Regions from separate parts of the Homo sapiens genome. Here all the other regions are linked to region 1. The links are chromatin contacts, found by Hi-C or POLR2A ChIA-PET in ENCODE. All regions are on one chromosome and are shown on one strand. The core of a region is the stretch at or near the end of the contact, and the rest is flanking DNA. Distances in the headings are between cores, read along the strand shown. Region 1 holds the start of CAV3 (caveolin 3). Region 2 overlaps LMCD1-AS1 (LMCD1 antisense RNA 1). Region 3 holds the start of LMCD1 (LIM and cysteine rich domains 1).

Evidence for each region. Hi-C counts contacts between places; a loop is a spot of excess contacts on that map. ChIA-PET counts read pairs that join two places held with the same protein, here RNA polymerase II (POLR2A). Pooled maps may share reads with other maps.
Region 2: a map of gastrocnemius medialis shows a loop between it and region 1 (2.6-fold over the local background). The contact joins the enhancer-like site here to the promoter of CAV3 in region 1. A Hi-C loop is called at or near these places in 2 of 168 maps with a recorded cell type or tissue (PC-9 and gastrocnemius medialis) and 1 of 50 pooled maps.
Region 3: a loop to region 1 is called in a pooled map of psoas muscle, with 2.1 times the contacts of the local background. The contact joins the promoter of LMCD1 here to the promoter of CAV3 in region 1. A Hi-C loop is called at or near these places in 1 of 168 maps with a recorded cell type or tissue (PC-9) and 1 of 50 pooled maps. POLR2A ChIA-PET finds 5 or more read pairs at or near these places in 1 of 52 experiments (HEK293).

Annotation. Positions count from the first base shown.
Region 1 is chr3:8,731,571-8,736,073 of GRCh38, reverse strand. It overlaps CAV3 (caveolin 3), which reads right to left and starts at 2,272. Exons shown (of 2, transcript NM_033337.3): 1 at 2,084-2,272. The coding sequence starts at 2,197.
Region 2 is chr3:8,481,173-8,485,675 of GRCh38, reverse strand. All of the region lies in intron 3 of LMCD1-AS1 (LMCD1 antisense RNA 1), which reads left to right. Among named protein-coding and RNA genes, the nearest start is that of LMCD1-AS1, 18 kb to the left of the region's middle. RefSeq lists an enhancer at 1,999-2,293. Within about 2 kb of position 2,240, at least 23 of the 41 ENCODE cell types and tissues checked have a DNase peak (open chromatin) inside an H3K27ac peak, as active enhancers do; they include gastrocnemius medialis, where a contact is called at or near this core.
Region 3 is chr3:8,499,696-8,504,198 of GRCh38, reverse strand. It overlaps LMCD1 (LIM and cysteine rich domains 1), which reads right to left and starts at 2,376. Exons shown (of 6, transcript NM_014583.4): 1 at 2,219-2,376. The coding sequence starts at 2,260. It overlaps LMCD1-AS1 (LMCD1 antisense RNA 1), which reads left to right and starts at 2,541. Exons shown (of 4, transcript NR_033378.1): 1 at 2,541-2,728. RefSeq lists an enhancer at 3,855-4,503.

The DNA of each region.
Region 1 (4,503 bases), core at 1,023-3,522:
GTATATAGTGCTTTACAGTTTGTGAAATTTGTTTCCTAATTTTCCTCATTTCAGCTTTCACACTGTGCTATACTGTATACTCTATCTCCATCACTAACGATGTATAGAAATATAATATCCAGTATAAGAAGAGCTGTGGTGGAGGAATGCCCTGAGTGAAGCAGGGGGACAGAAGTGGGAGCAACTAATTGCCTGGAGGAGTCAGGGAAGGCTTTCTGGAGGAGGTTGCATTTGAGTTGGGCCTTGAAGGCTGAGTGAGGCATTCACCACCTGGAGAAGAGAGGACAGGCACTTCTGGCAATGGCACAGGAATGTACTCTGGTGGGTGGGCTGGCAGGTGGGAGCCAACCAGGCAGAAGAAGCAGGTTGGGGCCAGATTGTGTTGGGTTTGGACAGCCACGTGGAGAGGCTAGGCTTCTCCAGCATGGGAGGTGCCCCACTGAAAGACCGCAATACAGGCCTGTCTGATCCAGTGGCCAGGAGCTTTGAGCGCTTGAAATGTGGCTAGTGAAACTGAAGAATTCTAGATTTTGTTTAACTTTAATTAAAATGTAAACCCCGATTTCATTATTGAAAAATTTTTGCAGAATGTTTGAAACAGTACAGGCATGCGAATCGATTTTCACATGTACATTTTATGAAATCTAAATGCAGAACAAGCATTTCGGATGAAAATGTGGGGTCTGAACTGAAATATACTGTGGGTATAGGAAGCACACTGGATTTCAAACTTGAAGACTGTACAATAGCTCATTGATAATTGTTTTATATTGCTTACATGTTGAAATAATACTATTTTAGATATATAGGGTTAAGTAAGAAATATCAGGAACATTAATTTCACCTGTTTGCTTTCGCATTTTAAAATGTGGCTGCTAGAAAATTTTAAATTCCTTGTGGTAACAGTATCCCTATTGGACAGCACTGGCCTGAGATTCCAATGCTTTCAGTAGGATCTGAGAGGCCTCAGACACTGGCCTCTTAACAGCCCCTCCAGTGACTCAGATGCTGGTGGCTGGGGACCCTTCTTGGAGGAATTCTGCTTTAGAAAGGTACCTCTGAGCCAGTTGTGGAGTCTTGCACCTGTAATCCCAGCACTTTGGGAGGCAGGAGGATCACTTGAGCCCAAGAGTTTGATACCAGCTTGGTCAACATAATGAAACCCAGTCTCTACTAAAAATACAAAAATTAGCTGGGCATGGTGGCACTCGCCTGTGGTCCCAGCTAATCAGGAGGTGGAGGAGGGAGAATCACTTGAGCCTGGGAGGTTGAGGCTGCAGTGAGGCGTGAGTGTGCGACTGCACTCCAGCCTTGGGGACAGAGAGAGACTGTCTCAAAAAGAAAAAAGAAAGATCCCTCTGGGTACTGGCTGGAAGTTGGATTGAAGGTGTGGGCCTGGAGGCAGCAGGGCCGCTAGTGTCACCAGGAGGCGAGGGAAGAGGCCCAACTTCAGACGCTGAGAGACTCCCTGAGGGCTAGACAACCCCGAGCTTTCTCTTCGAGGGTCCCGGGTGCCGTCTGCCCTGTCCTGGCCACTAGACCTGGGGTGAGGGGGTAGCTAGGGGAGGGCTGGGCATGGCCCTCGGCCTTGGGGACAGATATTGGGCAGTGCTCTGGGGGAGTGAGTGTACCTCGAGGGGCTGCCGGCCCTGCTGGAAGCTGCCCTCTGGGGATTAACCCTGCACCCACTGGAGAGACCGCAGAAATGCCCCTTGGCACAGAAAGGAGCCCAACTTGGCCGCCCGTTCCTGTTCCTCCCAGGGTGAGAGCCAGGAGTGAGTGGCAGGAGCGTCACAGTAGTAAGGAGGGATTTTCTTTGTGACTCGCTCCTCCTGCCCTGATTAGCACTTAGGTCATGGAGATGAGGCTAATTTTTTGCTCTTGATTTTGCTAAAGATCCTTCGGTGATTTAGAAGCCTTTTTTTGGGGGTGGGGTGGGGTTGGGGGGGTGATACAGAGACAACAGAGCAACAAGTCTCTTTTCAGGGAAACTGTGTCTGCAGCAGATACCCTCCCCTGCCAAGCGCCCACGTCTCGCAAACCTGACACTCTCCGCCCGCCGAGGCAGGCCTGCAGAGCCTACCTTGACTATGTCCTCGTTAATGTTCTTGGGGTCTCGGTTCACCAGGTCAATCTCCTTGCAGTGGATATCCTTGACGATCTGGGCCTCGAGATCTGTGTGCTCTTCTGCCATCATCGCAGAGCTGGGGGGATCCACAGGAGGAGATCCGAGCTGTGTGGCCGGCTGGGGCTGAAAATACTTGGGGCAGAGAGACCAATTCAGTGTCCCCAGACTTATGTCCCTGCCAGCTAAATAGGCCCCACCCAGCATGCCGGCTGACAGCTGTCCCACATAACTTCAGCCTGCCTCTCTCTAAAGCCTCCTGTGGCAGGCCTCCAAGCTAAAATTAAGACTGGAGCTCTTCTGGAAGGCCGATCGCTCCTTAAAGGGGGCTGCCTCAGGGCACTGGGCCTCAGGAGAGGGTGCAGAGGGCCTAGCGTTTCCTATGCATCGTGTGGCTGTGGCCAACTCGGCGGTCGCTCCGGGGCCCCTGGAATTTGCCCCACTGCTGTCAGCATTTTGGCTCCTTTGGGGTGCACTGCCCGTGGAGGGAAGTGGGGTTAGTCCCTCCTCTGCCTCTGGCTGGCTGTGTGACCTTTGGCACACTTCACCTCTCTAGGCCACTCTGTCCCCATCTGTAAAATGGAGAGATGATAATAACAATCAGGGCTCTCCTACCCAGGGAATGGCTTCAGGAGCTGGAATGCGATGTAGTGGGGCTTCTCGTTGGATTGCCAGTGCCTGGCCCTGCTGCTTGGTGACCTGGAGCAGGTCCGAGCTTTGTGGGTTTCTGAGGTTTCCACCTGGAGCAGGAGTTGATGGACTGTGGTGTGGGGCCAGGCTGGGGATGAAACAGGGAGAGGAAGCTGCTGTGGGGCTGCCCCTCGTCTGCCGTCTGGAGCCTGCACTGGGATATGCCCGGTGGGGGGAACATGAAGTCCATGTTCGTGCTACCCTTCACCCTGCCCTAGTGACAGCTTCCAGGATTTTCTTGGGTCCCAGACACTCCACATGCATCAGTGGGGTGCACCTCTCTTAGATACCTGCTCGGTTTTTCTGTGCCCTCTTCTAACTCAGCCTTCCCCTGGGCTCCAGCAGCATGAAGGATGGCAACTCTGAATCCTCAGGGGTCAGGGTCTGTGCTTCCATTTACCTGTCTATTCACTCCTTCATTCAGGATTTGCTAATAGCTGGGGATAAACAGACCAACAAGGCTCTGTCCGCCTTGAAGTGCTCCCAGTCAAGGTGGGGAGACTAATTAAAACAATAAGTGATTATAATACTGTGCGGTAAGTGCCACAGATCAGAGATATTTTACAAAGAGCTGGTCTTAGAAGTCCATAGGAGTCAGTAACTTACTCTGAGGACACCGGGGAAGACTTCCTGTGGGAGGTGGCTTTGCAGATAGGTATCGAATGACAAGCAGGAGCTCAGCACCTAGAACACTTCAAGTTACAGGATTGTGGATATTGAGGAGTGGTATAGACAGGAATGTTGAAAAGTGTGGAGTGGCTGGAGCACAGGGTGTCTGGGGTTGAGGCAGGAGATACAGCTCAGCTCAGGCCTGGGTGTGCAGCATCCCAAATGTCATACTAAAGAATGTGGATTTTGTCTAGGGGTGCTGGAAAGCCATTGAAGGCTTCAAAGCAGGACAGGGTCGGTATCAGATTTGTGTGTGAGGAAGCTCCCTGGTGGCCAGGTGGAGGGTGGATTGGAGCTGGGTGAAGTTTGAGGTAGGAGGGGGAAAACCAGAGGTGATTTAGGCTTTATCAATAATTACACCTGGCTAGTAACACAAAGGATGCAAAAGTAATAGTGACTTGAATAAGGTAGGAACTTTTTTTCTCACTTAACACAAGTAGTTCAGAAATATTATAGTGGCTCCATGATGTCTTCAGACATCTGGACTCCCATCCTTCTGTTCTGCTAGCCCGAAAGCCACCTCATAGGCACAAGATGTCTACTGCTCCTCCAATCATCATCTCTGAGTCTGGATAAGAAGAAAGAGGAAGGGGCAGGGACAAGAAACGACATCTGCGAACTGAGTCGGCTCTGTTATAAAGCTTTGTTAGAAGTCCAACCCAACTACTTCTGTTTATATCTCATTGGTCACTCCTGTCTTGGCAAACGATGATGGAACTGTAGGTTTTTTAGCTTGAGCACATTTTCGGCACCCCCACAGTGTTACTAGGGATAAATGGTGGGCAACCAGAAAACTGTCCCTAAGTCGCTTAGGATTAAGAGGTAACTTTTTTTGTTGCTTTTCCATTCCCTTGCCTGGGTCCCCAGGTCCCCCTGGTCCCAGGTACATGAATATTCTGCAAAGAGATTGTAACAAAAAAAAAGAACATTGCTGCTTGTATTCACAAGGGACGTGGCAGGGATCTAAGCCTGAGCTTAAGCTTTGTGCACCGTAGAACCAGATATGTCTGGTGAAAGGT
Region 2 (4,503 bases), core at 991-3,490, 250 kb after region 1:
GCTGGAAGTCAAAATAGATTGGAATGCCAATCTATTGGACTTTCTCAGACTGCCTTGTTTGTACAAGAACAAGAAACCTGGAGATGGTTCCATGTGACATGATTTCCATTAGTATCCAGTTCAGATGGCTACAATTGTCTAAAGTGACTCCCTTCTAGAGAGCCCACAGATAACTAAGAACTGTGGCTATTTTGGGATATTTGGTAATTGAAAAAAAGAGGGGGTAAAAACATCTTTAACCAGAAAACTCTCTAGGTCAAATTGAAAAGCAGGCAAAGTTAGTCTCAAGCCGTGCTGCTCCTTCTAGTTTTGCCATTGTCTTTTCTGAGCTTGTGGGAATAAGCTATTCATTCACTCAGCACATTAGGCCAAGATTACATTCCAAGCAAAAGGAACTGCAAAAACAAAGGCTGTGGGGGTAGGAACATACTTGAAGACCTGAAAGTAGACCGGCGGGGTGGGCTGGGAGAGGAGAAAAGTGGAAGAAAATGGGGCCTGAGTGGTGGGTCAGGGCCATATCAGTAGGACATTATGGGCCACAGTAGACTTAGGATTTTATTGTGTGTAATGGAAAGGCAACGTGGCAGGCTAAATAATGGTTTCCGAAAGGTATCCAGATCCTAATCCCTGGGACGTGTAAATGTTATCTGATATTACAAAACCAGACTTTGCAGATGCGATTATGTTAAGGATCTTGAGATGGGAAGATTATCCAGGTGGGCTCTGAATGTAATCACAGGTGTTCCTATAAAAGGGAGGTGAGGGAGAGTCAACACAGACAGAAGAGGACAAAGCAATGTGAACATGGGACAGAGATTGGAGTGATACAACCACAAGCCAAGGAATGCTGGCAACTTCTAGAAGTTGGAAGTAGCAAAGAATGGATTCTCCCCTAGAGCCAGGAGCACAGTTGTGCTGACGTGTTCATTTTAGCCCAGTGATGTGGATTTTGGACTTCCAGCCTTCAGAAACAGGAGATAAGTTGTTTCTGTTGTTTTAAGCCATCAACTGTTTGTGGTAATTATTTGTTAAAGCAGCTGAAGGACATTGATACAGGCAGATCTTAGCCTCAGGCTGGGGTATGACATGGTCTGATTTATGTCTTCCAATGGGCACTTGGAGCTCTTTGTGGAGTAGAGACCAGAAAAGGCAGGAGTAGAGGTGGAGAGATCAGCTGGGAGGTTCTTGCAGGCATGCAGATGAGACAAGATGTGGCAGTGGATGTGTGGAGAGCTGGAACATCCAAGATATTCTTTGGAGGTAGACTGAAAATACTTGCTAATAAATTGCCACTAGGAAAAGCGGGCTCTGAAAAGTCATCAAAAACTTAATCTGAGTGTAAGTGTGTGTGTGTGTGTGTGTGTGTGTGTGTGTGTGTGTGTTTATTCAAGAAAAAAAAAGCTTGTAATTTTTAAAAAGAAGCACAGTTTAAGCCAGTGGTGGGGTTTTAGGCTCTGAACTCCTCCAGATATGGAGAGACATGCTCAGTGGGTGGCAGGTTGTGGAGTTTCATTAGAACACATTCTATTATGCTCCTTAGCTGACCACCTGTTCTGTGTATAAGCTGTTACAATGCCTTTTTTAGAAGTTGATACATTGCAGGTCAAATCATAATATTGCCCATGCCTGCTCACAGGGAATTTTTGTGACACTCCTGGGTATGGGAGGCCTATGAAGAACGTAGTTTAGATGCTGCAATGTTGACATTCTTAGGACATTTCGAAGGTTTCCTGGCCTGGTGACCAAACTTTAGTATGTGTCTAATTCATCTGGTGAACTTAGAAATTATGCAGATTTGAGAAATGTAGCTCCAGAGATTCTGATTCACTATGTTGGGACAGTGATTCTCAATTTTAAAATAATTACCTGGGAAACTTTTTAAAATGCAGGTTCTGGGTGGAGCCTGAGATTCTGCATTTCTGATGAGCTCCCAGGTGATGCTCATGCTGTTGGTCTCTGGACCACACCTGGAGGAGCAAGATTCCTAGGAATTGTTTTCAGAGCTGTAAGCCCCTGAGTGCCAAGGTTGAGGCTTCCTCCAGTGTGGATGTGATACTACATGTGTTTGAAAACAAAGGCAGCTCTGGACACATTGCCAAGCCCTTTTGTAGGATGGCCCAGCTGTGGTCTTGGTTCAGCAGATCGTTTTCCTCTCTAAACCAGTGACACTCTGCATTCCCTCCTGCTGAGCTCATACATGTCTCCTTGCCAAACCCAACAGAGGCTGGCTTCCCAGACTGGGTTACGAGGCTGAGGTTTGCCAGGCTCAGTCCTTCCACAAGTGCCACTCATGGGCTAGACGACTTCCTCAGCCCAGTGGTGTCTGTCTTGTTCAGGACCCCATGTGGGCTGCACACCACCATCAGCATGCTGTTTCTAACACACAGTCCTGGCCATGCTCCTCCCCTACTTCCAACCCTGCCTGGGCCCCCATTGCCCTCCAGAGAAGGTCCAAGTTCATTGGTCTACCCACCAACCTCTACTTCCATCTCCAGCCTTTACCATCTGCTACCACCATTAGTTACTTGTTTCATATATGCATTATGTCTTCTCTCCAGGCCAGAGGACTCACAATTGAATTCAGAAACCATCCTCACACTATGGGGAAAACTACATATGGTAAGGAGAGAGAGGAACAAGATTTGAGAGGCAGTGCAACCTAGTGGATAAGAGCACAGGCTTTCGCATCAAATCCCAGCATGGTCATACTTCAACTGTGTGACCTTGAACTGTCTCTGGGCCTTAGTTTTCTTATCTGCAAAATAGGGAAAAGAAAACATTTCATTTAGGGCAGTCGAAAGGATTTAATGAGGTCGTATATTTGAAAAACTTAACTTTGTACCAGGCATGTAATAAGCACTCACGTCAGCAATTGATGTCCATCCCTCTCTTTCCTCTCTCTTTTCCCTTCTTGTACTTCCCCTTTTTTCTTGCTCTACCCTCAGGATCTTGGGGCCTTCATAAAGGTACAAGTCTTGGGATTTTCTCTAAGTGAAAATTCCACAAGTGTGGGAAGCATTGGTCATATTCCAGAAACTGTTTTTGATAATTGGCCAATAGGAACTGTTTTGAGCTGTCCACTTAGCTACATTAGCAGGAGCACTTTAAAAGGAAATGAATGAAAATGTTCATTATTCTGGCCATTAATCCATACTTGGAGCAAACAGGAATCTCTAAGTCCAAACATTTCCCCTGTAAAGCTTTGTTTACCTTGGAGACCAACATCAACACAATTAGGTTTCAATATCAACAACATGGGAGGGTTGGAAGTCAGGAACAGCGGATGCCTTTTATAAATCCGGTGTCCAGGGCCACAGTTAACACCTTCCTTTCTAGACTGGGAAGGGTTGTTTTGCTGTAGGGGGTAGGGTGACATTTCAGAGTTGCTCCATTAGATGAAATAATCAGGCACTGACAATCGATTGCAGATGTCGTTGTCAGTAGCATTATGTGGGATACTCCTTGACTTGGTGCAGATAAAGTCCAAAGATGAGTGTTTGCTAAGGTCCAGCCACCTCCACTGCCAGCCATATGGGGTATAATTTGTCTGTGGGTCACACTAAGCAAGAGAAATGCAGGCTTCAGCTAGGGTCAATTCATCCACTCAACAACAAATATTTTCCAAGTACCTAGTATGTGTCAATCACTGTTCTAGAGCCTGGTGATGGAGCAATGAAGGGAACATAAAAATCCTTGTCTTCGTGGAGCCTACTTTCTAGTTAGGTACATATTTAAATTAAGCCTACAAAATATCTACTTACCTCAGCCTGAATTCAAAGACATAAATGATTCCAGGTCTTGGGATTTGGTGGGCGAAGCAACCTTAAGGATTGTTTATACTATTGATTCACTGTCTTTCTTAGGAACACACACTTCTTTGAGAATATTATAGAAGATGTGAATCCTCATTCAATCTATGCAAACTTTCACCTTCAGTTTCTGATAATTCATCCCCCTTACCTCCCCAAATTCAAGCCCTAGGTTAAAACCTTTGATCTGGTTCTAACATCTTGAGACTGTTTCTCAGCATCCTTGCAAATAAGGACTTACTGAAAGATAATGGATTTTTTTTTAAATGAGGAACTTGCTCCCTCTCCAGGCAGCTCATTTCATCCTAGAGCTCTGACTGTAGACTACCAATTTCTTTTTTGACACTGTTCCGTGTCTCTAAGCCTTGAGGTTGAGATCTGGTGCAAGTATGTCTGGCACCCTATTCACTGCGTTCCTGTTTGTCTTGAAGGTGCAGAGAGAAGTACCTCCCTCTATCACTGATATGGTTTGACTGTGTTCCCACCCAAATCTCATCTTGAATTGTAGTTCCCATAATCTCCACGTGTCATGGGAGGGACCTGGTGGGAGGTAATTGGATCATGGCACGGTGGTTATTCCTATGCTGTTCATGTGATAGTGAGTGAATTCTCAGAGATCTGATGGTTTTATAAAGAGCCTTCCCCTTTGCTTGGCTCTCATTCTCTCTCCTGCCACCTTGCAAAGATGTGCCTT
Region 3 (4,503 bases), core at 1,127-3,626, 230 kb after region 1:
CTCCACATTTTGAGTTGAAGGCATTGGTTAACCTACAAAATGGTGATCTTCCTCCTGATTGTCGCAGTCCCAAGAGATAAAAAAAATCTGCCCTTTCATCTCTACCCACCACATTCTTTCTCTAAGCCTGTAATTGGATCTAAATGGAAAACAAACCCTTTGCAGGCCAAGGAAGTTGGCACTAGGGGGTGACAAGAAGGAGAACATGTTCCACCTCTAATCAGGATAATCACACTCCCCTATGCAAAGGAAAATAAAAACAAGGCTTCCTCCAAGTGGCAACACAGGACTGTGGTGAGGAGGAGGAGTCTCCATATACCTCATCTCACCTCATACAGTAACTATCAACCAGCTTATATTAAAAATACTCAGAATCATTTCACTTTCCAGAGGACAATGGAACTCTGCCACCTTTAGCCGTGAACTATTCTGTGTCTGAACTTGGGGAGGCAGTTCAGACACACAAATATCAATGCTACAAGTTAAAAAATAATGCATAAAATGAAGCCTATGCAAACAGTGTGGTCTTAGCTGGACAGATATTCTCATGAGTCACCCACAGGTTTTTGAGTCCTGCTGTGTGGCATGGTGTGCTATGTTCAAACAGGGATGAACAAGACAGGTTTGCCCTCAAGGAGTCCAGAAAAATGTATAGAGAAATAAGAGCATTGCATGCATAACTCACTACTAGGTAGCAATTAATAGGTATCTTCTAAGAGTCTAAAATGTTATGGTAATTTCTGTAGGAGGGGAAATGACTTGATTCTGCAAATAGCTTGGCAAATGCAGTGAGGCATGATACATTCCAGACAAATGCCCAGATTCAATGTGACTTGGTACCCACATTTAGAAGGATCCACTGGACTCTGTGACAGGGTCTGGGCAGGTGGTCTACAGAAGAGCACAGCTACAAATTAGACAGTGCATGCTGTGCCTCTGAGTGGCTGTTTGTGTCTTTAGTTTGATTCTCACGTCTTTTGTTTTTCCCCCTCTCATTCTACCCTGCAGGTTAATGGCAGATATTTAAGGAAGACTTTGCCCTTCAAGACTAAACCCTGTGAAATCAGAGTTTAACAATGACTGCTTTGGGAAATTAACTCACAGTGTCAGTATCCCTGCTACCACTGCCATGAGGGAGGTTAGGCCTATCCTCCCCACATCAGAGACAAGGAAACTGAGGCTCAGAAAAGTGACCTGGTGAATCATGTGCAGTTAAAAAGTGGCAGGGACTGAGTCTGGATGCCTAGGGCTTGCCTTACAGTCAGCTGCCTGTTAGAACCAACTCTCTGTGACCCCGGGCCTCAGTTTCCCGATCTGTAAAGCCTAGGTTGTCTCTCTGTTCCCTTCCCGTTCACATGTTCTCTAAGTCTCCAGCCTGTGCCTTCTCCCAGCTGCATTCAGGTAGGCAACAAGTGGTATTGGAGCTATAGGCACAGCCGCAGGCTCCTGTGCAGGAGTTTACCCATGACCTTCTGGGCTCCGGGCCAGCCCTTCTTGTAAGGGAAACGTGCAGACCCTGGGGACAGAAATCAGTTCCCTTATGCTGGAACTGCTGCCACTGCCAACATCACCAACTAAAGAAACTGCGTGCGTGTGTGTGTGTGTGTGTGTGTGTGTGTGTGTGTGTGTATTGGGGGAAACACACAAAACACTGGGATAATAGCAAAAGGGAGACTGTGAGTAAATATTACATGCTCTCAACCCTTACTTCAGCCACCTGAGGACAGGGAGTGAGGAAGCTAGGGGTTTTTCCTTTACAGACCATAAGATTTCATATATATATATTATATATTATATATATTTTATATATAATATATATTATATATATTTTATATAATATATATTATATATTTTATATATAATATATATTATATATAATATATATTTTATATATTATATATAATATATATTATATATATTTTATATATATATTTTATATACATTTTATATATATTGTATATATATGTAAAACCTTAATTAAACTTTAACTAGCATCACCAAAGACATAAGACCCTTTGCAAATATTTTACACAACATTGGGTTTGGGGTGTGTGTGCCTGTTAGCTCAAACATGTATTCCCAACTATTTGTTTTCCATGCAGTTTTGGAATTTAAAGAGTTCCCTTCTCATTACCTTTTGGGAAGTTTCCGCGAACAGATGGGAAGGGGAACAAGAAAAAGTAAGAATCTGGGTAAATACAAACAGCTTTCCACTCACCTTTTTAACTCCTGGGTTGAGGTCCTTAGCCACCTTTGCCATCCTCTTCTGGGGTGGGGGAACAGCGCCTGGCTTCTCAGGCAGAGGCGCGAGGGCGCGCAGCGGGGACAGCGGCGGCTGAATGGCCAAGTTCGCGGGCCTGGGAGGGAGCTCTGTGCGCAGCCAGGCGCAGCTGGGCCGCTTTAATTGGAGAGCGGGACTCCCTCTAAAACCTCGCCAGCCACTCCGCGCCGGCGCTCGCGCGAGGCCAGCCAATCCCAGCGCGAGGCTGTCCCCCTCCCTCAGGGAGGTCTCTGCACTGTGGCAGCGAGCGGAGCTGAGCGCCGGCTGCCCTGACGTCAGCATGGCCGCGGCCCCTGACTACCCAGCTCCCTTCTATCCCTCGAGCGGCAGGAATCCGTCCCCACGCCCTTTTCCTTTAAAGGGCAACGGGCCGAAGGTGGGGCGGGCGGCGCGGCTCCCGCGATCCATTCAGGTCAAAAGGGAGAGTGATCAAACAGGAGAGCCGAGGTATTTTTAGTGAGCTGGATCCAGAAATAAATGCTGAGCTGTGCTCCCCTTCCCACCCTTTCTGCCTGGTCGTAGGGGGCGCGGGGAGGGCTGAGGGAGGAGGTGTTTTGCAGGAGCTGGCTAACGTTTCCCAAACCTGGGCGAGTTCTCCAATATCCAGAGAGGAGAAAAGATTCCAGCGAGTTATGATTTTTTTAAACTTAACGTTCGTAAAGTATTAAACTGCTTTCTTATAACTTGCTTTAACATAAATCCTTCTTATTCCATGAGCAAGAAATCACTGTCCTGATCTTAGAGATGCTCCTGTGGACATACTGTCTTGTTGTATGCTCATATTATCTCAGATATTATTATTATTATGACTGTAAGACGATAGATGAGGAAATAATCAGAATAACTGGTCCACAGCTGAATTACTGAGCAAGGCTTTAACCTGAGAGACTGAGAGTAATAGAGAGAAAGCTCATGGGGGCGTGGCGGGGGGGGGGAGGGAGGCGGCGGGCACAGGATTGTAAACTATAAACTAGGAAGTTAGTAATTTTTAGATAAATGGGGTCATGCAGGCCTGGACAAACAAGATTCCATCTGAGTTCACAAATCCATGGAATGTGGAGTCCTTGCAACGCATAACATAACTACTCTTATAAGACAGAATTGGCCAGGTTCCTCTCTCTATGCCACGTTGTTTGCCTATAAAGCCACATCTCTCTGCTGAGCCGGTTCCACAGACTTGGATTCCAGAGGCATTTCCCCCCTGCCCTGACAGAGGATTAAACACAAGCCCTTTTTATCCTAGAGAGAATACTGCTGTCTCTGTTGTGAGGTGTTCGGCCTGTAACCCGTCTTTGCAGTGCCCCCTGCCAGAAAAACCAGGGTCCCGTGGGCTAAAATAAAACTCGGTTGCACAGAGACTGAAGAGTGGTCCCGAAGTACACCATTCGGGAGGGATTTGGTGAGAAGGGGAGGCTGCAGTTCCCACTGTGGGGCTGTCTCTTGCTGGAGGCTTTTTCCTCTTGAAAGCCTCCTCCAATTTAGTTCTTATCATCATCTCCAGTCATCCCAAATCTCAGCCAGGGATCCTGAATTGTGACTTTTTATTACATATTCCTGGAAAGGGCTTTTTGTGGCTTATCTTTTCCAAGATGAGGGATGACCTATTTCTTTTTTCACAGATTTCTGCTATAATTGATTTTTGCCTTGTTTGCTCCCAGCTATGTCCTCAAACACCTAGCATGTGGTATAGGCACAGTACACATTTGGCAAATGAATAGAGGTTGGGTTCTGGCTTTTATTTTTTTTATTGATACATCATGATTGTACATGTGGTATTTTGATATATGCTTACAATGTGTAATGATCAAATCAGGGTGTTTAGGATTTCCATCACCTTGAACATTTATAATTTCTTTGTACTGGGAACATGTCAAATCACTTTTAGCTTTTCTTTTTTTTTTTTTTTTTTTTTTGAGACAGAGTCTCGCGCTGTTGCCCAGGCTGGAATGCAGTGGCGCGATCTCGGCTCACTGTGACCTCTGCCTCCCAGGTTCAAGTGAGTCTCCCACCTCGGCTTCCCAAGAAGCTGGGACTACAGGCATGAGCCACCATACCTGGCTCATTTTTGTATTTTTAGTAGAGACAGAGTTTCACCATATTGGCCAGGCTGGTCTTGAACTCCTGACCTCAAGTGATCCTCCTACCTTGGCATCCCAAAGTGCTGGAATTACAGGAGTGAGCCACCGCACCTAGCCTCTTTTAGCTATTTTGAAGTATACAAT